Regions from separate parts of the Homo sapiens genome. Here region 2 is linked to region 1. A link is a loop called in an ENCODE intact Hi-C map of the cell type or tissue named here. Cell type or tissue: dorsolateral prefrontal cortex. All regions are shown on one strand. Links, peaks and the distances in the headings refer to the core of each region. The heading gives the core; the rest is flanking DNA. Region 1 has its middle 220 kb from the start of ZMIZ1-AS1. Region 2 has its middle 290 kb from the start of ZMIZ1-AS1.

Region 1 (11,214 bases), core at 3,493-5,992:
TATTTTGCAAACATGTTGGGTCCACCAAAGCCCAGCACACATCTTGTCCCCGGCACCCTCTCCCTGGATGTGTGAGCCCATATGTTCCTGGGCAAATGTGCTCCATCTGCCTGGGCTGCATTTGCAATTAGCTCATCAGGATGCTGTTCTCTAATAGCCCTTTGATGTCCAACGAGCCTCCTAAGCCTGTGTGTTGCCTTCCCTTTGAAGCAGGACATCATGTTTTGCCAGAAGTCAATGAAACGCCCTAGTAGAACAGAACAGTTTAATTCCCTCCTCAGATACAAGGCTGAGAAAGTTCAAACAGGCTTCCGCCCGTGCCTGCTGTCCCAATCGGCCTGCAAGATGCCCATATTGGAGGCCTGGTAAGGCCATGGCCCCTGGGGCTGGGCCTTCTGAGGAAGCTCTGGCCTCCTCCACCAGGGAACATGCCCAAACCGCCTGGTAGCTATCACCTGGCCTTGTATCCTCGGCCTCCTCTGACTGAATTTGGATTTGTCCATGACCCTGATTCCTGAACTGGCTCTCACCTTGACTTGCTGTTTCCCTGGACCTGGAACTGGCATCAGGCTCTGGCCCAGCCCGGGCTCCTCACTCAAGTCCTGTGTCTCATGCAACTCAGCTTGGCTTGCTTTGGGCTTCAGAGCTCCCATCTCAGCATTGACAGCTCATGGCAACCCCACCCATTGTGTGTCCAGGGAGTATTCCCCCAGGGCTGGCTGGGGGCCGCAGGGTCAAGCCTGACCTGAATGACCTGGTCACCAGGCACTGGTTCTCATACTAGCATGAGCACCTGCTGATCGCCTGATCTGAATCCATCTGCTGTCTCAGGAATTTCAGAGCCTTGCAAACTTCCCTTCCCTGGTGATTTTTGGGAGTTGCTAAGGGTGTGGTTCCTTCATGCATTTTCGATGCAGCTGTCTTTGTTGCTCACTAGAGCTGCTAACAAACCCAGTACTAGGGACCCCTGGCTATACCAATGTCCACTGTATAGGGCCAGACCAGTATTACTGGCTAGTGCTGCCTCCTAAAAGTAAGGCATGCCCAAGCACAATGCAGCAAGCTGTTCTTGGTCTCCCAGCCAATGTGCCAGGCTGCTCCATCACCCACTGCTTGGATGAGAGCTGAGTGGACTAAGCTACCAACCTGGAGATGCAGACCCTGGCATATGCCTTGTGTAATTAGATGGTGCATATTTCCTGACTCAGAGTCACGTTGGTGTAAGGGTGGAGAGTTCCATAACCCAGTTATTTGGGTCCCAGTGAGTTATTCTTTTTTGTTTGTTTGTTTGTTTGAGACAGAGTCTTGCTCTGTCATCCAGTCTGGAGCGCAGTGGAGTTCCAGATGGATTCAGGCTCACTGCAATCTCTGCCTTCCGGGTTTGCCTCAGCCTCCTGAGTAGCTGGGATTACAGGCGCCTGCCATGGTGCCCAGCTAATTTTTGTATTTTTAGTAGAGACAGTTTTCACCATGTTGGCCAGGCTGGTCTCGAACTCCTGGCCTCAAGTGATCCACCCACCTCGGCCTCCCAAAGTGCTGGGATTACAGGCATGAGCCACTGTGCCCAGCTGAGTTATTCTTTTGTTGATTCATTCACTCAGCAAAACTTTGTTGATGTCCCACTAGGTGCTGGGCAAACAGATGAACAAGTCTCACCCATCTGCCCTCATAGAGCTTACACTCCAGTGGAGGGGACATCACATTACACAAATAACAAGAAATGACCAGGGGAGATCAAAGTGAGGATGAAAATATAACAGGGTGATAGGACTGGGAGCAACTAAACTGGGGACCAGTTTAGGTGAGGTGGTCAAGGGAGCTTCCCTCAGGAGGTGACATTTAAGCTGAGACTTGGAAGATGAGGAAAAGCCAGCCATGCAAATCTCTACAGGGAGAGCATTCTGAGAGGAGGAGGCAGCAGGGAGAGGCCGGGGCTGAGGAAGAGACTGGTAGTTTCATGGGTCAGAAAGAGTGCCGGTGTGGCTGAAGCACGGGGAGGGAGAGGGTGTGGGAGAGGATGGAGAGGGAGAGGTTGGTGGAGGCAGCTCACTGAGGGCTTTGGGGACCAGGCTGAGACGTTTGGACTTTGTTCTAAGTGGAAAGGAAATTCAGTGGAGGGCCCTAGGCAGTGTGATCCATGATTTTAGAAGGCCATGCCGGTTGCCTTGAGGAAGGGGCATTGTGCATGGTGTCTAGTGAAGGGGCTTGCTGACCAGAGACTGGGGCTGGATATAACTAGGTCAAGTCATATCTCTTCTTTAAACCTTAGTTTCCTCATCTGTACAATGGAGACAATAATTCCTACCTACTAAGCTGGAGCATGAGTGAGGAGAGAATAGGAGCATAAAACTATATCATGAAATATGTACTCAGAATAACTCCAACAATTGAGGGTAGCTCTTCTCTTTTAGTTTCCAGAAAACCAGAGAAAAAGTACAACAGGTTGCCTAGTAGTAGGAGCAACCATTTTCCTGGCCCTAAACTTAGAAAGGCGACTGCCACTGAAGCCGTGGATGCCCGCCCCTTACTTTCCTTCCCGTTCTGATGCTCCTGAGACCTCCTGATTATCCTTGGCCACTGGCCAAGACAGGCTAAGACTCAAAGGCTGCCTTGGAACAGACCTGGGGAGAGAGAAAAAGATGCAGGCTCGAGGAAACCAGCTGCTTGTGGCTTTGCTGTAAACTGCAGTCCACCTGTAGGTTTGGAATATCTGCTAGTGAGCCGCCACCCTCGGCTTTATTTCCCAAGGCTGTGCCCTGGTCAGGGGCTGGCAAGAGGACCTGGTGATGGTTCTGAGTGGCTGGACTGAACCTGGCTCTAGGCACTGGTGTTTGCTGCCTTTGGATTATTTGCCTTTGCAAATAATCTCTGTGTGCTGTTGGTAAAGATGGAGCATTTTATAATGTTAGAGAGCTGCCGTGGGGTGGGAGCCTGACTCCTCTTCTGGTTTTGCCATTTAGGAGCTGTGTGGTCTGGGGCAAATCATGTTTGCCTTTTGGGCCTCAATTTCCTCATCTGTAACCTGGGATCAGGATATCTTTCCTGAGACTGTAGTGAAGTCAAAGATAGGCCCCATGAGGCCTGGCCACAGAAGATTCCACACATGGCTCTTCTTTCATTAATAAATATGACCACAGTTGTAGAACAACAGCCAAATTATGAATTAATGATTTATTGCCTTGTTGGTTTCAAAGATAATCAATTGTCGATTAAGGCTAGATCTTGGCCAGGTAGGTGACTTTTGAGTTCTCTCATGGAATGGCTTTTAAAAATTAATAGCTTTAAGGCAGCTGTAGACATAGCCTTCTTAGGTCTTCCCAGCAGAGACAGAGGCTTCAAATGTGGGGAGATTATGGCAGGAGAAGAGGTGGCTCCGTTTTTCCTTGTGTCTGTGGCTGGGTGGGAGATCCTGCTGGGCAGGGAGCCCGTGGTCGCAAACCTGCAGTTGACACTCTCCAGGCCACTCTCAGCAGAGAACATAGGGTCTGGCACATAGTAGGTGCTCAAAGCAACTGAGCATTCAAACATGAGTTCATTTACCTCTGTGGTTTAATCAAGGCATGGCCATGTCCTTTAAAAATAAACAAATCAAGCATATAGATACAATTTAACAATCGCCTGATTTGAGTCTTTTTTTTTTTTGACAGTCTTGCTCTGTCGCCCAGGCTGGACTGGAGTACAGTGGTGTGATCTCAGCTCACTGCAACCTCCGCCTCCTGGGTTCTAAGCGATTCTTCTGCCTCAGCCTCTGGAGTAGCTGGGATTACAGGCGCATGCCACCATGCCTGGCTAATTTCAGATCTTTTGCTTAGTCCTCTTTTCTATTGTATCTACTGCTTAGATTTTATCTTTAGCGTTCACAACACCCAACACATTCACGCACTCACATTCACACACTCTGCACACATACTCAGAGAGTAGTAGGGTGGAGTGATGAAGAACTCATTGCAGGTGCCCACGGTTTGCTTCTGGCCTTGCACTTCATGGGCTGGTGACCTTGGGCAAATTACTTAAGCCCTCTGAGTCCCATCTGCAAAATGGATATAAACATAACATGCACAGCTATTGTTACAAAGAGAAGCACGTAAAACAGTCCATGTGGTACCTGGCATGTGGAAAGTCTTCAGTAAATGTTGGCCACTCATCCCACAGTGTCCCGCCTATGTACATGTAGGCCAGCACTCAAAGAAAAGCATGTCTAACATGCAGATGAGAATCTGCAGGCTTTGTCTCTCCGTGAATCTCTGAGTCAGGAGATGGGCAGGGTTGTGGCTGGGCTGCTGTCTGGGGAAGTTGGGCCTGGCTGGTGCTGTGCCTTAGTCCTTGTCTCGAGGTGAGGGGTATGGCATGTGGTGGCCCTGGTGGTCGGGTCCCAGCAAAGGTTTGTGTCTTGGAAGAAATAAATGGGAGCCCTCAGCAGCCCCTCATCCTCTTGTCAGGCTGCTGTGAAATAAAAGCTAGCTGGCTTTTGTCTCTATCAAGTGGTCTTTTATATGGAGAGATAACGAGGGGACAATTAATACAGCAATTGGGAGCAACCTTTGAAGCCCTGGTAATTTCCCTGCCTTATAATTATCAAACAATCAGGGTTTTTCAAGCTCCCAATTACATCACAGTCAGAACCAGAGACAGAAAGAGTGGACACTGTAGCCAGAGGCCAAGGGGACCCAAGAAAGGCCACAATGTGTGACCCCAAGAAGATCCCAGGGGTGGGGGTAGCAGCAGAAAGAAGGGTCTGGGTTGGAAAATGAGCCTCCTGCTGGGTAGCAGCTGGGCCAGCCTCGGAGAACACCAGATGCCGTTGCTGGTGGAAGAGGGCCTGGGATGGAGCATCTGGCCCCAGCGCTGGCACACACCTCGGAGGAACAGGCTCTTGGCAGGCCTGCTTCCCCAGCTTGGCACACCCTGGGACCAAAAGCCAACCCTGAGCTCCATCTGGGGGAATCAGTGTCAGCTGGGTTGGTCCCTTGCCTACTTGCTGCTCACTCGCCGAGGGCCCTGGACAATGCCTGACTCCTCTCAGGCCTCTGTTCTCGTGCAGGCAGCAGCCCATTGCATCTCTAAGCTTCTTATAAGATCAAACACTTGGTGATTCTGACTTAAGCAGTATTAGGGAGAGAAGGCTCAGTTCTTCCTTAGAAGGTCAGTTCCTGGCATGGAGCACCCATCATGGTGGGGCCCTCCCCAAGGGCGATGGCAGCTGCGGTGCATCAGGATAGCTGTGTTGGTTCTTTACAGCCGGGTGCATCTGCCCTGGGTTCAGGCACTTGGAAACTCTTTGTGAAAGAGTCTCCTCCTGCTCCTTCTTCATTAACGTAGCCTCCACTTATGGAGACCTTGCTGGGTGCCAGGCTAGAAACTTCCCCCACAATCCAGTGTGAGCCCAGCAACAGTGCTTACAAAACAGTCACTATCAGATCTACTTTATGGGGAGAGAAGAGTGTGTAATGAGGGTTTGTAACTTACCCAATGGTCACTTTTCCCTTAAGTGGCACAAACGGAATTCATACCTGAATCTATCAGACTTCAAAGCTATAGCCTCACCCTCAGGCCACACTGCCTCCCCTAGATGGTTAGAAAACAGACGGGACCCAAGCCAGAGCCCCGGAGCATAGGCACCTCACGCTGCAGGAAGTGTGCTTGAAATGCTGCCCCTGGCCCAGCCACCAGACTCTGGTCCTCACACTGTCTCTGGGTTGTGGACAGCTCTGCTGCAGCCACCTTGATAAAACTCTACCTATGTCCCTGTCTTTGTGTCACCTCCTTCGTGCTCAGACTCCTGAGAGGGAGTGTCCTGCCAGCCAATTCTAAATCCCATTCTCCTGTCCTGGAAACTGGAAAAAGGAATCTCCACTCCCTGGACAGTAGGAGGGATTTCAAACCCTGCACCTAACATACTTTGAGATCTTCCCAGATGGAAAGTGTTCGGACACTTGGAAAAGAAGTATGTCTGTCAAGTTGAGATTCTGAAGACACGTCCCCCACCACGGCCAATGTGGAGGCTGGTTCATGGTATCCACAGTCTTGCACCTGGGCTGCATGGTCTCCACCTGAGATCCCAGCTCCAGCTTTCCTTTATGGAGGGAGACGTTAGGGACCAGAAAGGGGAATGCACCTGCAGAAGTTCACACAGCTGCTTAGTGGCTTTATGATAATAAATAAAAATTCCTATCAGTGTAGACTGAGCTTTGGCTCTGTGAATAAGAATGGATCGTCTTATGGGGCAGCAGAGTGGTGTGGAGTGGGTGCTCAGGGCAGGGGGATGGTGGTAGACGATCTCCAGCAGCTTGTTTACAGTAATCAATGACCCCCCTCAGCTGGACTGAGCCCTTAATCAACTGTCCACCCTCAGAGGATGGCAGGAGTCTCATGCTTGCATTTCTGAATTCTCCCCTTCTGGGAAAGCCCCAGGCAGCCACCATTGCAGACCTGCTCTCAGTGATTAGGGGTGAGTGACGCCAGCACCGTGTGGGTTAATGCCGCTGGGATAGAGGTATGCGCTGGCTGGTCTACGGATGGATGGCAGGTGAAGGGTGCTTTATTACGATGTATGACCAGTTTCTTGGCTGCTTCATCATCTGCCAGTGTGCAGGCAGAAGCTAATAAGCAATTTGTTCTATTTTGCCCCTGAGGGTGCATCCCGAAGAGGGAAGCTATTGATTTTTAACACTAGACACATAAACTCCAAGCTAGTTCTTGTATTCTTTGGTCCCTGGCGGTGCCCTGGTGGGGAAAGCCAGCCATTTCAGTCATCAGACACACGCAGCCAAATGAGGTGGTAATAAACTCACCACCACTGGGGCCAGTGTGTGGAGACTCCTCTCTGCTGAGGGACCTTTTTATTCTCTGCCCTGGTCCTGATTCCTGTGGTGCCTGGCCCTGTGGCCTGGCTATCATTTGGGTCCACTGCCTTTCACGGGCTTGGGGGTTAGGCTGCTGAGCAATGAAAGGGAGCAGGGTCAAGAGTGGGGAGAGAGGACCCGGCTAGGAACAGTAGAAGCGAACACTGGAGATAGGTTCTGACTCTCAGACCTGACAGCACAATGGCCATGGTTATCACTTCATCCCCTACACACCCAGTACTCATCCTGTAAAATGAGGGATCTTACAGCCACCCTGTGTGAGCCCGGCTATCATCAACCCCGGGCATCTGCAGAGAGGACTGTACATTAACACCATAGAGAGTGGCTTACCTTGGGCATTCCCGTGCTGACAGGTTGGATGGCTACCTCGCTAGTTGTAGTCCCACCTGCTCATTTTACAGATGGGAAAACTGAGGCCCAGGAAGGCAACTTAGAGTGGGTCTTCTTGTTCCCTGCCCCGGTCTCTGTCAACCCATTCTACTTCTATCTACTTCTTTCTCCAAAATATCAGCCCTCCAATCAAACACCCAGAATGTTTCTCCTATTTACTTATCTGTGCTTTCTAAATTGTCTCAATACATCTCACTTTTATAATTAGAAAAAGATAAAAACTATTACAAAATGAAAATCCATTGCCATTTTTTCTTTTAAAGAAAATACAGAAAAATAAATATCGACATTCAAAAAATATGTTTCGCAAGTATCAATTATATCTAGGTTATGATTTTTACAATATAAAATAAATTTTAGTGATCATTTCCAATTTCCTTCAAAAGGCACCTAAACTCAACCCAACACCCAAAGCCTGCTCCTGTCTGTTCTTAACCACCCTCCTCCCAGAGCATACACCCTCTGCTCACAGTAACCCACTGACTGCTCCCCAACCCTACTGGCTGACATATCCCACCCTCAACTACTATCTCTTCACTCTGTCTCTTTCCTCTTTCAGGTAAAAGTGCTTTTGAATAAACGAACAAATTGTTCTTAGCAATAAAGTCATTTCCTCATTTCCCCTGGAGGTAGGCAGTGGTAAAATAATGGTATTGAGGATCCAACTCTTTCCCTCGGTCCCAGCATCATCAGCATGCTGCCCTGCAAGCCCGTAGAGTTGTTGCTTCATAGTCACAAAGTGGCTGCCATGGCCCAAGCATCAGCTCTGTGCTCAAGGCAGGAAGTGGAAGAGGCAGCACCTGGAACTATCCTCTCTCTCAGCAGAACAGCAAAAGCTTTCCCAGAAGCCCCAGCTGGCTTTCTGAGATGTCTCATTGACCAGAATGCATCATGTGACCTTTTCTAGCTGCAAGGCAGGATGGGAAAGTAAATATCAGCCAAAACCAAACAAGATGACTTACTTGGCCTAGACAAATCATGATTCAATCCTAAGGATAGGTCACGCTGTCACTGAACAAAACAGGTTTTGACAGCAAAGGAGGGACAAATGGCTTTGGAGGAGGTATTTTCTGGTGACTTCCTGGACACCATGGTCTGTGACTCAACATCTCTGTTCTTGATCTTATCCACATCCACATGGGTAATTCCAGTTAGTGATTCCATCAATTTCTCATGATAGCTTAGGAAATCAGAGATCTCCTTATTTCCAATAGCCTTCATCCCACTCTTGCCATAGCCATCCCTCCTTCTCACCAGCAATGGCCAGCTCTCTGCATGGCTCCACTCCCACTTTTAATCTCCTCTTATGATCTCCTACTTCAACCTTCCATCTTTCCAGATCTTTTCACCCTGAACTTCTGGTTTTGCTTGCTATTTGTGTGTTCATTTTTCTCCATCTATCCTTCCTTTCCCCTAGCCTAGGGTCACAACCCTTTTCTTAAAGGGCCAGACAGTAACTACTTTAGAATTTGCAAGCCACACGTTCTTTGTTGCAACTACTCAACTCTACCCTTTTGACACAAAGGCAGCCATAGATATCACATGGACAGTGGGCATGAGCGTGTCTGATAAAACTTTATTTACAAAAGCAGGCACTGATTAGGCCTCAGGCAGAGTTTGCTGATTCTTCCTATTGCTTTCTCCTGCCTGATTCAGCAAGTCCCCATGGAACGTTACCTCCTCCACCTAGTCCCCTCCACATCTTTACCCCATACTTTTGTTTTGTTTTGTTTTATTTTGGAGACAGGGTCTTGCCATGTTGCCCAGGCTAGTCTTGAACTCCTGGTCTCAAATGATCCTCCTGCCTCGGGCTCCCAAAGTGCTGGGATTACAGGCATAAGCCACTGCACCCAGCCTTTACCCCATACTATCGATTGTGCTATAGTGAACCTTTAAAGAGAACATTCTGAGTGCCAGGCTTTAGGCTAAGTGCTTTACCTATGAAGTGGGCAATTCCATTTTGCAGAGGTATCCAGAGGAGGCATAAAGTAACTGGCTCAAAATTGCACAGTAGAGAGTGGACTTGAGGTGTCTCTCTGCCTTGAACACACGCTATTAGCCCCACTCCTCTCCCTGCTCCACTCCCCATTGTGGGGGCTTCTCCTGCCAGGATGAACCCAGCTGTCCCTAGGCTACTGTGAACTGATAGCAATGGCCAGAATCTTGCCTGAACACCTGGACCCCAATCTGCTCATGGCCTCAGTGTCAGCTGGGCCCTTGGCAAATCCAGCTGTCCCTACCTGACTCTACCCAACCCTACTCTAATAAAGACCACCATTTTCCCACCCCTCATCCCTGTGGTCTCATGTCCTATGTCATCGAGAAAGCTGAGGCCATCAAACAAAAACCCTCCATCCACTTCTCACCTCCCTCCCTGCCTGTTGGCTGTGTGTCAGCCCCCTTCCTCTCCTGCTCAGAGGAGGTCTCAGCCACCCCCAATGTCATGGAGCCCACCTTTTCCTGCCTCCTTAGGGACCTCTCTTCATTAACTGTTACTAATTTTTCTAGAGACCCTTCACCACTGTCTGTAATCCTGCCCCAGTCTCTCATCTGAAAGCAACAAAACAAACATGAAAAATATCCCTCCACTCGGCCTCCCTTCTGGATACTTTTCCTTTCTCTCCTTCCTATCATAGCCAAGTGTCCAGCATAACAAGATCCTGCTCTCACAGTCTCTTCTCTTCCCTCCCATTCCCTCTTCAACCTACTGGAACCATGTGCTCCCTCTTGTACTTCTCCGAAATTGCTCTCATGGGGGTCACCGAGTCACCTGCTAATTGCCAAGTGCAATGGGTCTCTCGGTGCCCCTCTTCCCCAACCTTTCTGTGGCACACAACCTGAGAGGTAGTTTCCTGTTTCTGGACACTTCCTCCCCTGGCTCTGCCCCCTGCCCTTCCTCCATGCTCACTCTCGGGGTCCCTTGCTGGCCTCTCTCCCCACCCTTTGCCTTAGTGTTGACTCTCACAGGTTCCTGGTCACACCAGTCATTGGGTGATGTCTCACGGCTCTCTTGGCTTCAATTATCATCCGTCTCTGGCTGTCTCCCAAATGGCTCTCTCTAGTCCAGTCCTTCATGCTGAGCTCCAGACCTAAATATCTGGAGGCTTCTAGAAATTTGCAGCTGAATCCACATGGCCAACACTGAACTTATGATCTTCTCCCCTTGAACCTTCTCTTCTTATAAACCTTATTTCACGAGTGGCCCCAGTATCAACTCAGTCACACAGGCAGAAATCGAGAGCCATCCTAAGATGATCTCTCACTCGGTCCCCATGTCACACCGGCCACCAGATCCTGTCGATTCTGCCTTTTTCATATCTCCAAATCCAGTCCATCCCTTCTTCCTTAATTCTAGCTTACAACTTTTGGGGATAATCCAATTGTTTGACTTAGTCTCTATACTCGGGCTGCTGGTGAATATCACACTGAACTGTGTGGCTTCCATCCCTCGAGATTCTGGCCTCCACCTGAACAGTGTGCTCCCTGCACCCCAGGCTTCCTTCATTTGGGGTTGGTCAGCCCCTCCCCTTTTCCCTCAGCCTCTGACCGAAAGACCTCATCTTTGCAGGAGCCTGATCTGCCTTGAGCCCTCTCTGCTCACCCTCAGAGGCCCTCCCTTCTATTTCACGGGGAAAACCCAAAGCTCACTCAAGAACTTCCTCTCTTTCTTTTTTCAACTCTCATTAATTAGTTTAATATTGAATATGTCATCACACCCAGTAAACGATTCAAATATTAAAAATGTAAGTGAACATATAACTCTTCTTCTTCCTGGAGACATCTGATACTTCAGTCTCCTTGGCAGGGGAATGGCTGTTACAAGCTTCTATATTTTTTTCAGAAATGTTGTTTGCACAAACGCAAAAATGGGAGTACTTTCTAGCCTGAGTGATCGAACACCATAACCCCATGTGGCTATTTATTAATTTATTTTTTTGAGATGGAATCTTGCTCTGTCGCC
Region 2 (11,214 bases), core at 3,648-6,147, 64 kb after region 1:
AACACTGATAATACCCAGTGTTGCTGTTTCTGGGAGTAGGGGGTTGGGATGGAGAAGGAGAAACCCCCCTTCATGCAGTAATGCTGGGAGTATAAATTACTCAGCTTTTCTGGAGAGCATTTTGGCAGATAGACGAAAAATCTTAAAAACATTAATTCTTTGTGACCCAGGAGTCCAGTTTCTAGGAATACATCCTGAAGAAACAACCACGGATGTGCAAAAATTTCATGGACAAGAATGCTCTTTGCAGCCCTACTTATTATAATAACAAAAATTTGGAAACAGTCCAAATAGTCAACAATGAAGGTTTGGCTTGGTTGGCAATCACAGTACAAGTCCACAACATGATAAGCAGGATTCCAGAATCCACAATGCAATTACAGTTAACAGATCTGCATTAGGTTTGCTGCAATTTCACTGGTGGCAAAAATCTGACACTGAACTGAAGGGAATCTTTTTAATAGTCATCATTTATCTCAGTTAGTGAGAATATTCAAATATTTTCTTGTCCAAATACTGTATTTGATTCTAGGCTACTGTTGAGGTCCCACTGCAGGTGCTTCCTAATGTATCCTTTTTTTAAAACAGATTTTTACCTTTTCAAAACCTAATTAATTCTAAATTCTGAAATATCTGGCCCCAAAGCTTTCAGATAATATTCAAATAATGAAATCCCATGATACCACTTAAATTCATGTCCTCAGGGAGCTTTGTTGGATATTTTGGTCACTTACTTTTTTTTCCCTATTTTTTTTTCTGTTTGAGATGGAGTCTCACTCTGTCGCCAAGGCTGGAGTGTAGTGGCGCGATCTTGGCTCACTGCAACTTCCGCCTCCCGGCTTCAAGCGATTCTCCTGCCTCAGCCTCCCAAGTAGCTGGGATTGCTGGCACCCGCGACCACGTCCAGCTAATTTTTGTATTTTTAGTAGAGATGGGATTTCACTGTGTTGGCCAGTCTGGTCTTGAACTCCTGACCTAGTGATCCACCTGCCTCAGCCTCCCAAAGTGCTGGGATTATAAGCGTGAGCCACCGTGACTGGCCTTTTCCCTATTATTAAAAGCAAAAACCAGTAGGATATAAAACAATGCAGATTATAATAATATTTTTTAAGTATGTCCCTGCAGATCCTTTTAATAGACTAAATAGACTTGAAGGAATATATCAAAGTATTAACAATGGTTATCGACGTATGATGAAATGATGAGCTATTTTAATTTTCTTGCATACATTTTTATGTTATCTGAATTATCTATAGTAAACTTATATTATCTTGAACAATAAACGTATTTTAAAAACCCAAACTAACTCTAGGCAGTAGAAACTGAAGTACAAAGTCCTTAGATAAATACGTCAGAGATCCATAGCCAGGGTTCAAACTCAATTCTTCTGACTCTGGACTCCTGCATTCTTTCCCCCTTGAATGTGCTGCATGGAAACCAGTGCTCTTGAAAGAACATCCAGCAGAATCTTCGTAAACGCTATGTGCAAAGATGTTTCTGTGGACACGTGCATACTGAAAACTATAAAGTCCAGAACTTTAGGCAGGACTTCTCAGGGCCTTTTACACTCTAAGATGCAGCACGATTCCACAGAAGAGCTATCCTGTGCTGAGTTCCAAGATCGTTGGCCACACGTCTTTTCTATTTTATTTTATTTGTATTTTAGCTCTGCTTATCTTTGTGAAAAATCTTCTAGGACATCTTGAGAATGTGTTTCACAGAAAACACTTTAGAAATGCTAATCTCATGGAAAATTTTATTCTTAAACTGAGGAAAAATATACAAGAACCATCTCTAGAGTGGTGACAATTTCCTGTGGGAATGCTGACCCTTCACAGTTTATTAGCTGTTCCCTTTTAAGAGTGACTTCCATAATAAACACGTGAAAGGCCATGGTCCTGGGAGGGAGCTTTGGTGTCCTTTAGGGAGGCCATTTTGACCTGCTGTGATTCTGCAGAGGATCATGGCCCATAGCTCTGGCACTGATGGAAAAGTCCATAGAGGCAGAAAATCTAAGCTCCGGATAGAATTCTCTGCATTGCTTGTTAGGTGTTCAGGAACCCAACAACTTCTCACATCCGTGAAGAGATTTGGGAGACACTCGGCAGACAGGGAGCCTAGTGGAACAAATCGTGGCCTGAGAGCTAGCAGCAAAACTGGAAAAGGACTTATTTATGCAAACGTTCTGTGTAACCTTTGCCAGCTCACAGCTTCTCTCTGTGTCTCAATTACTTCACATGCAAAATGTAAGGGTTGATTAAGGCAGAACAGCAACCTTGTTTCATCTTACTTGCCAACTCTAATCAATGGGTAGGGGTTTCCTGGAGTGCCTTGAGGCTGCATCCCTGCTTAATAGGAAGGGATGCTGTGATTGATTACTAATGTCTGCCCTGGTCACGGTAGGAAGATTGCACTGATGCTGCCCGTCCTCTGCCACCTCAGAGTTGAGAGACATCTAAACACTCTTGAAGACATGGGGTGCTCTACAGTGGACACAAGGGAGTCAGCCCCAGATCTAGTTCTTATTTCATAAACGCTGGAGATCTTTTGTCTCACTCCTTCTCTCTCTTTTTTTTTTGTTCCCTTCCATCTATGGAGATTCTAAACTCTTGGCTTTTGGTCTCTGTAATGGCAAAGTGATGGTTTTCCATGGCAATCTTTTTATACTCCCTTTCTTTCACCTTCTTGCCAGGGATGAAACTGTTTTTACTAAAAGGGAAAAAATACATATGTAAAAATCACACGTCCTCACCATGTGCAAAAATCATGTGTTTGGCAGCAAGAACATCTTTCTGAGGCCAAATGGCATTTTTTTCTTCTCTTACAAAACGAGCAAAAAAAAAAAAAAAAAACTTACTTTCCCAGCACTGGTACTGAATTATTGGCCCTTGTCAGTTGCTTCCACTAAGGGGCCTCTTGTCCTGGAAACTTGTGATGCTGGGAGACCAACAAGTCCTGGGGGAATCTGGCTGCAGCTGTCTTTCCTGCTTCTCCTGCTTTGCACAGGGACTGAAACACACAGCACCGTGGTTGATAGAGCCACTGTCATGGGTATTAGAGGGAGCTTGATATGGAAGACAGATAGACCAGGGTGTCTATAACAGCTTCATCTCTTACCAGCTTTGTGACCTGGGCAGAATCCATTACTTCTCTGAACCTCAGGCTGCTCATAATAAAATACACCATAGTTCCTGAGTCCCTGGCTTCAGCCAATCTCGATGTTCAAGTTTACCCCAGAGAACAAATCCGGCAAAAGTCCACACATTCAGGAAGTCAATATTTTAGTAGAAAAGGGCAAGTTGGTGGCAGGGGTAGGAAAGAATGGTAGGGAAAGATGGACAATAAAGTAGTTAGAATTCAAGTTAATATTAGAAAATGCTAAATACCATGAAGGAAACTTCATCTGAGTAGGGGAATATGAAACGTAGGGTTGGGGTGTCATCTCAGGTAAGATGTCCAGGGAAGGATCCACCAAGAAGGTGCTATTTGGGCAGACCAGGAGAAAGTGACGGAGCATGCGACATGTCTACCAGGGGATTGGGGATCCAGGCAGAGAGAACAGCAAGTGCAACGTCCTCAGGTGGAAATATGCCAGGTGTGTCAGAACAGTAGGGAAGCCCCTGGTCTGGGATGGAGTGAGTGAGGCAGAGAGCAGTGGGAGAGGAGAAGAGACAGGTGTGAGATGCTGGAGGCAGGGCAGGCTGGGGCAGGCCAGGTGGGGCCTGCTCAGGACCTTGGCTTTTGTGCTGAGTGAGACAGGGAGTCAAAAGAGCATGTTATCTTAAAGAGAGATGTGATCTCATTTACATTTTAACAGGAACTCATGACCTCTGTGTTGGGAAAAGACAGGAGGTGAGAGACAGGAGTGGGAGCAAGAACATCCTTCAAGGGGCTGTTGCTGTGCCTGGTGAGATGGTGTTGGCTTGCACCAGGAGGGAGCCCTGGAGGCAGTGGGAAGTAGAGGGGAATATGGGAACATTCTGAAAGCCCAGCTGGCCAGGTTGTTGTGGGAAATTGTGAGAAAAGCTCCAGCCCAGTGCCTGGAATGCAGTAGGTGCTCAGTTAAGGTTAGGTCATTATTACCAGTCACTTGGCCAATTGTGCATGCCTTCAGGGAGAGGGAAGAGCATAGGGCTGGGGGCTCACCTGAGGGCACCTTCATTCATTGAGGCATTTCATCAGCATTTTAGTCCATTTGTGCTACTCTAACAAAAAATCTGAGACTGGGTAATTAATAATTAATAAACAGCAGACATTTTTTCTCATGGTTCTGGAGGCTGGGAAGTCCAAGACCAAGGTGCTCATAGATGCGACATCTGGTAAGGGCTGCTCCCTGCTTCCAAGATGGCATCTATTGCTGCATTCTCACATGTGGAAAGGGGAACAGCTCCCTCACATCTCTTTCTAAAGGCACCAGTTCCCTTCATGAGGACTATCATGACTTCATCACCTCCCAAAGGCCCCACCTCTTAATACCATCACAATGGCAATTAAGTTTCCACATCTGAATTTCGGGAGGCACATTCAGAACACAACAACCAGCACATTGTGCTCTTGCTATGCACGGTGGCATTGGAAAGATGGCAGATGATGCAGCAGGACAGGAGACCCCCCCAGCCACAGGGGGATTGGAAAGAGGGGTAAAGGGGAAACAGCCACCAAGGAGAATTTGCTCCCTTATTGTGAAATAAATAATGAGACTTGACAAGGGTCACCACGGAGGAATCTAGTTGGTACAGATAATTCTGGAGCTGGCATTTCAGTTGCTTTAGGAAGAGCACTTTTGAGTTGGAACTAAGGGTGAAACTTGGTTCTTGAGAAATAGTTTGCAGAAGGCAAACTCCTGACTATGTCCCAGGAATGGAGGTAAGCTGTGCATGTGGCTGTGGCAGCAGGTGACCAGGCACTACCTCCCGCTCCCCTCATGCCCTTGCTGTCCACAGGGCTCCCGCATGGTAACCAATGGTGCACCCTCCACGGCTGAGCTCAGCTGGTGCTGGAGGCATTTCCGAGGAGAAGCAGTGGAGTGGAGGACTTGAGGAGGCTGTGGCCCAGGATTAGCAGGTCTGCAAGCGACAGAGGGGCCTAAAGATGTGGGTGTACTCATCCTGAAGGTGAGGCAGCAAACCGTTGAGAGGGATGGGCTGGGTGGGCAGGGAGGGCCAAGCTGGAGCAGCATTCCCTGTGGTGAGCAGGGTGATTTGGACTACACTGGAAACCACTTCACACAAGATAACAGATAGTCATTTCAGTGTTTTAGAAAAAGACTAGCTTTCCTTTTATGATAGTGATATAAACTGTTCTTTTAAAATGCATTTATGTAAGCTTGAAAATAAGATGACTAAATGAAAATTAATCAGTGGATAACAGTAAAAGGCCAGCGCTAGCCGAGGGGGCTGTGAAGCGTGATTGAGGTGTGCACCTCCTCCTTCGGTTCAGTGGGTGGGCACGATGGAAAGTTATTTGCCACTGGATTTAGGAGAAACCCCCAGGGTTGGGAAGGCCTTGGATGGAGTCTGTTGTCACAGCCGAAAGCTTCCTGGACCTGGGGGAACCCCACATATCAAAGGGCATTTTCTCTCCTTTCCAGATGCTTCCATTTCATTGTAAATACAGAGACAAAGGGAACAGGAGAGAAAGTCCTGGGACACCTTCTGCTGACACAAGAACCCAAAAGGTCATCCTGGACCCTGTTCGCTTTTGACTTGTTCTGAAAGCTTCCTTTCTCTCCTAGCCTGGGAAGGGATGGCTGGACAGAAAAGGCTTTGCACACCTCCCACCCTGGCCCCACCCCCATTCCCATCTCCACAGGCTCCACAGGATGGCTTCCTGTCCATAAAATGTTTGAACACAGACCATCAGAAGGCAGAGTTAGACAGTGGCACAATCCCCGCTGGCAGCATCCAGTAGAGGAGGGGTGGAGCCTCAGGAGCAAAATAGTTCTGGGCTGCTTTTCTACCTGGCCATTCCTGCTTGTGACCCTGATCTTCAGAGCGGCCAGGAACTCCCAAGACCTGGAACCTCAGGCCTGTGTCTGTTGCAGAGGCCATGGGTGGAGGAGAGCATGCCCTCCTGAGGGCCATCACAGTGGCCACTGGAATGAGCCTGTGGTGTCCCAGTCGTCTCCAGGGGTCCCAGCCAATGTGAACCTGGTTCCCAGGAGTGCAGCAGCACAGTGCTTCCTGCCCTGGGCCTCGCGGGGGCCTGCGCTCCATCATCGGGAAGGGCAGTAATGATGAGTTATTGATACATTTATTGATCACCAACTGCAAGGCAGGAGTTTTCCCACGCCTTATTGGATAAGAGCACAGGCAGCCGCTGAGAGGTCTGGGTCGGAGCCCTGCTCCACCAGCAGCTGGCTGTGTGAGCACAATGAGCTCCTTACTGTTATCGTGCCTCAGTTTCCTCATCTATGCAGGGGTCCTGCCAGCACAGGACCTGGCTCATAGGGCCGCTAGGAGGATCAGAAGAACTCTGCATGCACAGGGTTTGGAATACTGCCTTGCACATGGTCAGATCTCAAAAAGGGAGAGCTATTATTATTGTTGTAGTTGTTCTTGGTCCTAATTCCTACAACAACTCTAAAGATACTTGTTATCCTCACCATGGAACAGGAATGCATAATGCCTCGCTGCCTGCATGTGGCTGGCAGGGCCAGCTTCGGGCCCTACACCCATCTGACTTCAAAGCTAGGGCTTTGCCCAGAGCCTCACACACCTCCCGATGACCTGGCAGGGCTCTCACAGGCCGCTGGCTGACACCAACACCATGCGGCAGTGCAGGCCCAAGCAGCAGCACCCAGGGACACTCAGGACAGGGCTTCCTGAGTTATTTCTGTCTTGGGGACCCTCCTTGGAGGACAAACCTTTGGTGGCCCAACCCTGCGTAGCACTCTGGCACTTCCGGGATGGAGTGCTCAGATGCTCTGCATCTCAGCAGTCTTCAGTCCCCTTCCCCAGACCTTGCCTGGGCTCCTGTGAGGCACAGTGCCGGGCCCTTGTTAAGATGCAGTGAGTGGGCTGCAGATGCTGCCTGGAGATGGGGACAACTGAGCGAAGCAGGCCGAGCTGAGATTTTCATGCCCACAGATGTGAGGGGTGGAGTGGTCCATCTCGGTGTGCTTGGACCACTTTCTCCCAGCTTCGGGAAGGGAACCAATGTCTATTTGGTGAATAAGGACACTGAGATCTGAGGGTGTCAGTGACTTACCCATGCTGGCCCAGCCTCTGGGTGCCAAAGCCAGGTCTTGGTCCTTGTGGCAAATCTCCCAGCTCCATTCTGTGCCCCCTGGGACATGCCTCCCAGCTAGTCTCTAAGTGTTATAACAAAATTTCAGAACCCTGGGGTGGGGTATGTCTGAGGGAGGAAGAGGGATTTGGACTGGAGGGATCTGGTTTCTCCAGCGCTGAGAGACAGCCCCAAGCTGGTGGCCAGATAATTCCCAACCAAACCCTCAACTCTCTCCTTGAGCCTCTGAGCACACAGCGTGGATAATTTTTGGAAATATGTTCCCGTGTGCTGTCCTCAAGGGGCCTTGCCAAATCCTACTCATCCTTGGGACCTAAATAGAGTTCCCTCCTCTCTGAGCCCACCTGGCTGCCCAAGTACTGGGCTTCCTGACCCTGACACCCTCATCTCTCATTGGGCCCAGCTTGGGACACAGATGAAGGCTCCACACTGTCCTTAGAGTGTGGGTCACCCTTGCTAAAACATTAGCTGACAGGGCAGGGACTACCTGGGGAGGGAGAAGGAGAGGAAATACAAACTTCAGTCAGATGGACCTCACTGGAATCCTGGCTGTATCATTTTTAAAACCCATAAACTTTCTGTATAATTTTGAGCCTCAGTTTTGTCGTCTGTAAAATGGGCATGACAATGCCTGCCTCTCAGGGCTATAGTTGAGGAATGAAGAGGGTCAGGTATGAAAATCCAGCCTAATAATCTGGAGTGGTTAGTGCTCAGTGCATCACAGCATCCCATGCCCTGCAGCCCCTCCTCGCCATGCCAGGCAGGGTGCAGGCTGGGCAGAGCCTGCTCCCAGCCAGGGCTGCTTGGCGCATGAGTCATCTCTTCTGTCCTCAAGAACTTGTGGTATGCCCAGTTGTCTGGGGGCATCTGTGCATGTGTCCCTGTAGCTGGGTGACCTCAGGCTGGTTGCTGTCCCTCTCTGGGACTCGGTGTCCTTTTTGAGCAAGGGATAGGTGCTCTATTAGGCTTCCCAGTTTAGACAGTCCATGGTCCCAGGTGCAGGGTGAAAGCAGCTTGCTTGGGCAGGGGTGGAAGTCTCTGACCCTTTCTCAAGCCCTCCCTGGTCCAGGTGACAAGCAGCTGCCTAACACTCTGGCAATCAGGTAGCCAAGGTCAGCAGGTCAGAAGTTAATCATTTCCTCTGAACACTGGCAAATGCATCCCTACTCGCACAGTCACCAGTTGCCTTCACAGGGACAATAAAATCACACAACCAAGGCAAGACCCAGGGGGCAATTTTTTGGAACTGGTTTGACCCCAGTTAGCCAGACAACCTTGGGTACTTTCCTTCTCACCGTGGCCCCAGCTTGTTCATCTGTAAAATCAGAGTCGGTGACTCAATGGGGAAAGTGCAAGGGAGCCGCTACAGGGGGCACCATTCCTGGATGGATTTGCGGGTGGGAAATGTGGTCAGGGATGGGGCTGCCTTGCACCCGACTCCTTCCTCTCCTGGCATAATCTTTTAACCAGTGTGCTTTGGCATGAGGGGTTTGCTCTGCCCAGAGTATCCTGCCCTCCAGCTCTGACCCTGGAAATCTGATTGACCCCATCCTCTCACCCAGCTCCCATCTGTCCTCCTGGTGAGAGAAGCCTGCCATGCTCTCTTGGGCTCATCAGGTCCCTCTGTCCTCTGATCCCGGGTAACAGCGAAGGTCTACCCAGCACCCCACTCAGGTAGCCAGAGGGTGCAGAGCCGGACAGGACAGGGGTTCTCAACTTCCACCCAAACTGTGCACTTCCTTAGGGCAGGAGCCATGTCTCCCCAGCATCAATCCTTCCACAGGGCCAGCTGTGGCCAAAGCAGGAGCACAGGATGCATGCTGCAGGGGCGCCATGCAGAACGAGGTGTCCAGGCAAGATATCCAAGACAAAAGGCTTGGATATCTTACAAATCCGGGGGGTTTGTTAGCGCATGGGAAATGGACTCCAGGAGAAACGGAACATCTCATTTCTAGGAGGATGCAATTAAATACCAGACTTCTCCTCATAAAAAGACACATCCTATCCAAAGAACAATCAAAGACACCTCTTATGGAGAGCAAGGGTCTAGCCCTGGCACTGCCCTGGGCCCCCTGGGTGAGCTGCCTGCCCGTTTGGACTTCGCATGCCTCATTTTTCTCTGGTGTGGCATGAAAGGAGGTCAGCCATGTCCACCTCTCATCTTCAGCACTGCAGGTCTCAGTGTCCTCACCAGTGGCCACGATGCCTGCTAGGGGTGGAACGTGCTGGGCTTATTCTCTTGCCTGACTCTGCCTGTCCACCTTGGCATCCCCTAGCTTGCCTTGTGGACAGCCCAAGGGATCGCTGCTTTCCCACACAGCCTCTTGCACCAGTCCAGTGGCTCTGACGTCCAGAAAATGTATCATGCTCATTCCCACTGGACTCCTTGTTAGCCTAACCCTAGGGTGAGCAGCAGAGGGGGAAAAAGTTAGATTTTATAAAGCAAGAGAAGCAAGCTTATGGGGAGAGTGCCTGCTGCATGTTTGCCTTCTCTGTCCTCATCCTGGGGCTGGGACGAGGGGAGGTGGATGGAGTGCTGGCTGTCACCAGGCAGGGCCTGGCCTGGTGTTGGTCCCAAGCTCTGCCTCTTTAAGAGAACCCTGGGGCCAAGATTTATTGGCTGCTGCAGTCCTGCTGCGTGTGTGGCTTTGGTATTTACAGGCCTGGGGAAGGCTGAGGTCTTCCTTCCCAGACTACACAGCTGAAGTGAGCTGGAGTTTGGGCAGAGAATGGCTGCCATTCATGCTGGAGTTTGCAGCAGAACTTGGTGTGCAGCCCAGGGGAGCAGGCGGCCTTGTACTTATAATAGCTCAGTCCTAGGACGGAAATCCCACCCTCCGGGTTCAGACAGGGAGGGGAAGGGAGGGGCCACTTGTCCCCTCCATGTGCCTGGGCACCCATGCCAGGGTCCAGCTGGGGGGCAGGCAAGAGCTGTTGCCTGAGGGTCTACCTTGTGGATGCAGGCACTAGAGACGCAGCAGTGAGGAGGGCAGGCAGGATGTGCCTCAGGAGCTGAGACCAGGAGTGAGATGCCAAAGCAGGTCACAGATTAAATAATGCAGAGGCCACCCGTGCATACTGGGATGTCCAGGGCGGACAGGGTCCCCTTGGCCAGGGCACCTCAGCTCTGAGTCTTCTGCTTACCTGGGGAGTGGTAGGAATGGCATCTACCTCATAGGGTTTTGCAGGGCTGAAACAATGTAATTAATTAATGTAATTAAATAATGTAAATAAATCGTGTAATTAAATAATGCATGCAAAAGGCCTGACGTAGTATTCCATAATGGTTCTTATTTTTACCATAGCCATGGCTGCTAATTGTTAGGGAAGGTAAACTAACACTGCTTCTTAGCCATGGGGTGCTGTGGGCGGAGCACTGTGAAGACCTCGTTTCAAATCTCATCCTTCCTCTTTCTGATGCTGGGACGCAGCACACATCACTCAGGGTTGGAGGGTGCACTGGTGGGTGCCTCGTGATCACAGCCAAGTCAAAGAAACAGGACCTACTGTGTATTGAGCACTTGCTATAAATCAGGAGCCAAGTTAAGCATGTTATCTGCTTTATCACATTTTTAATTTATTGTTAACTTTTTATCATGGAAAATGTATGCAAAAATGGAATAGCGAGGGCCTCCCTTATACTCACTACCCAGCTTCAATAACAATTGGCATTTTTTGTTGTTGTTGTTTTTAAATCAATTCCTCCTGCTTTTCTTCTTTTTCTCTTCCTTCCCCCTCTTTTTTCCTCCTTTTCTTCTTCACTTCATCATTCTCTGCTGGAATATCTAAAGCAAACACCCAACATTGTATCACTTCACCTGTAAATACGTCAGTATGTGTTGCTACTAGTTAAAATATTTTTAAACTGAAACCACACATCTATTATCATACCTTAAAAAGTAAGCAATAATTTTTAACATCATCTAATAACCAGTCTGCACATCATCTCATTTAATCCTTCAAATA

Evidence for each region. A loop is a pair of places that touch in the nucleus more often than their neighbours do. Peaks named below come from ENCODE experiments on the same cell type or tissue, not always from the same donor. Only the 100,000 strongest peaks of a DNase experiment are listed, where the experiment ranks them.
Region 2: it touches region 1 in a loop (2.2-fold over the local background); 1 of 110 quality-filtered maps calls a loop at or near these places.

What each region holds. Positions count from the first base shown.
Region 1 is chr10:78,840,684-78,851,897 of GRCh38, reverse strand. No RefSeq gene overlaps it. Among named protein-coding and RNA genes, the nearest start is that of ZMIZ1-AS1, 220 kb to the left of the region's middle. RefSeq lists an enhancer at 1-456. In dorsolateral prefrontal cortex, for the core only: no CTCF peak of the experiment used is centred there; a DNase peak (open chromatin) is centred at 4,967; H3K27ac peaks cover 1,056 bases.
Region 2 is chr10:78,776,398-78,787,611 of GRCh38, reverse strand. No RefSeq gene overlaps it. Among named protein-coding and RNA genes, the nearest start is that of ZMIZ1-AS1, 290 kb to the left of the region's middle. RefSeq lists an enhancer at 9,745-10,632. In dorsolateral prefrontal cortex, for the core only: no CTCF peak of the experiment used is centred there; no DNase peak of the experiment used is centred there.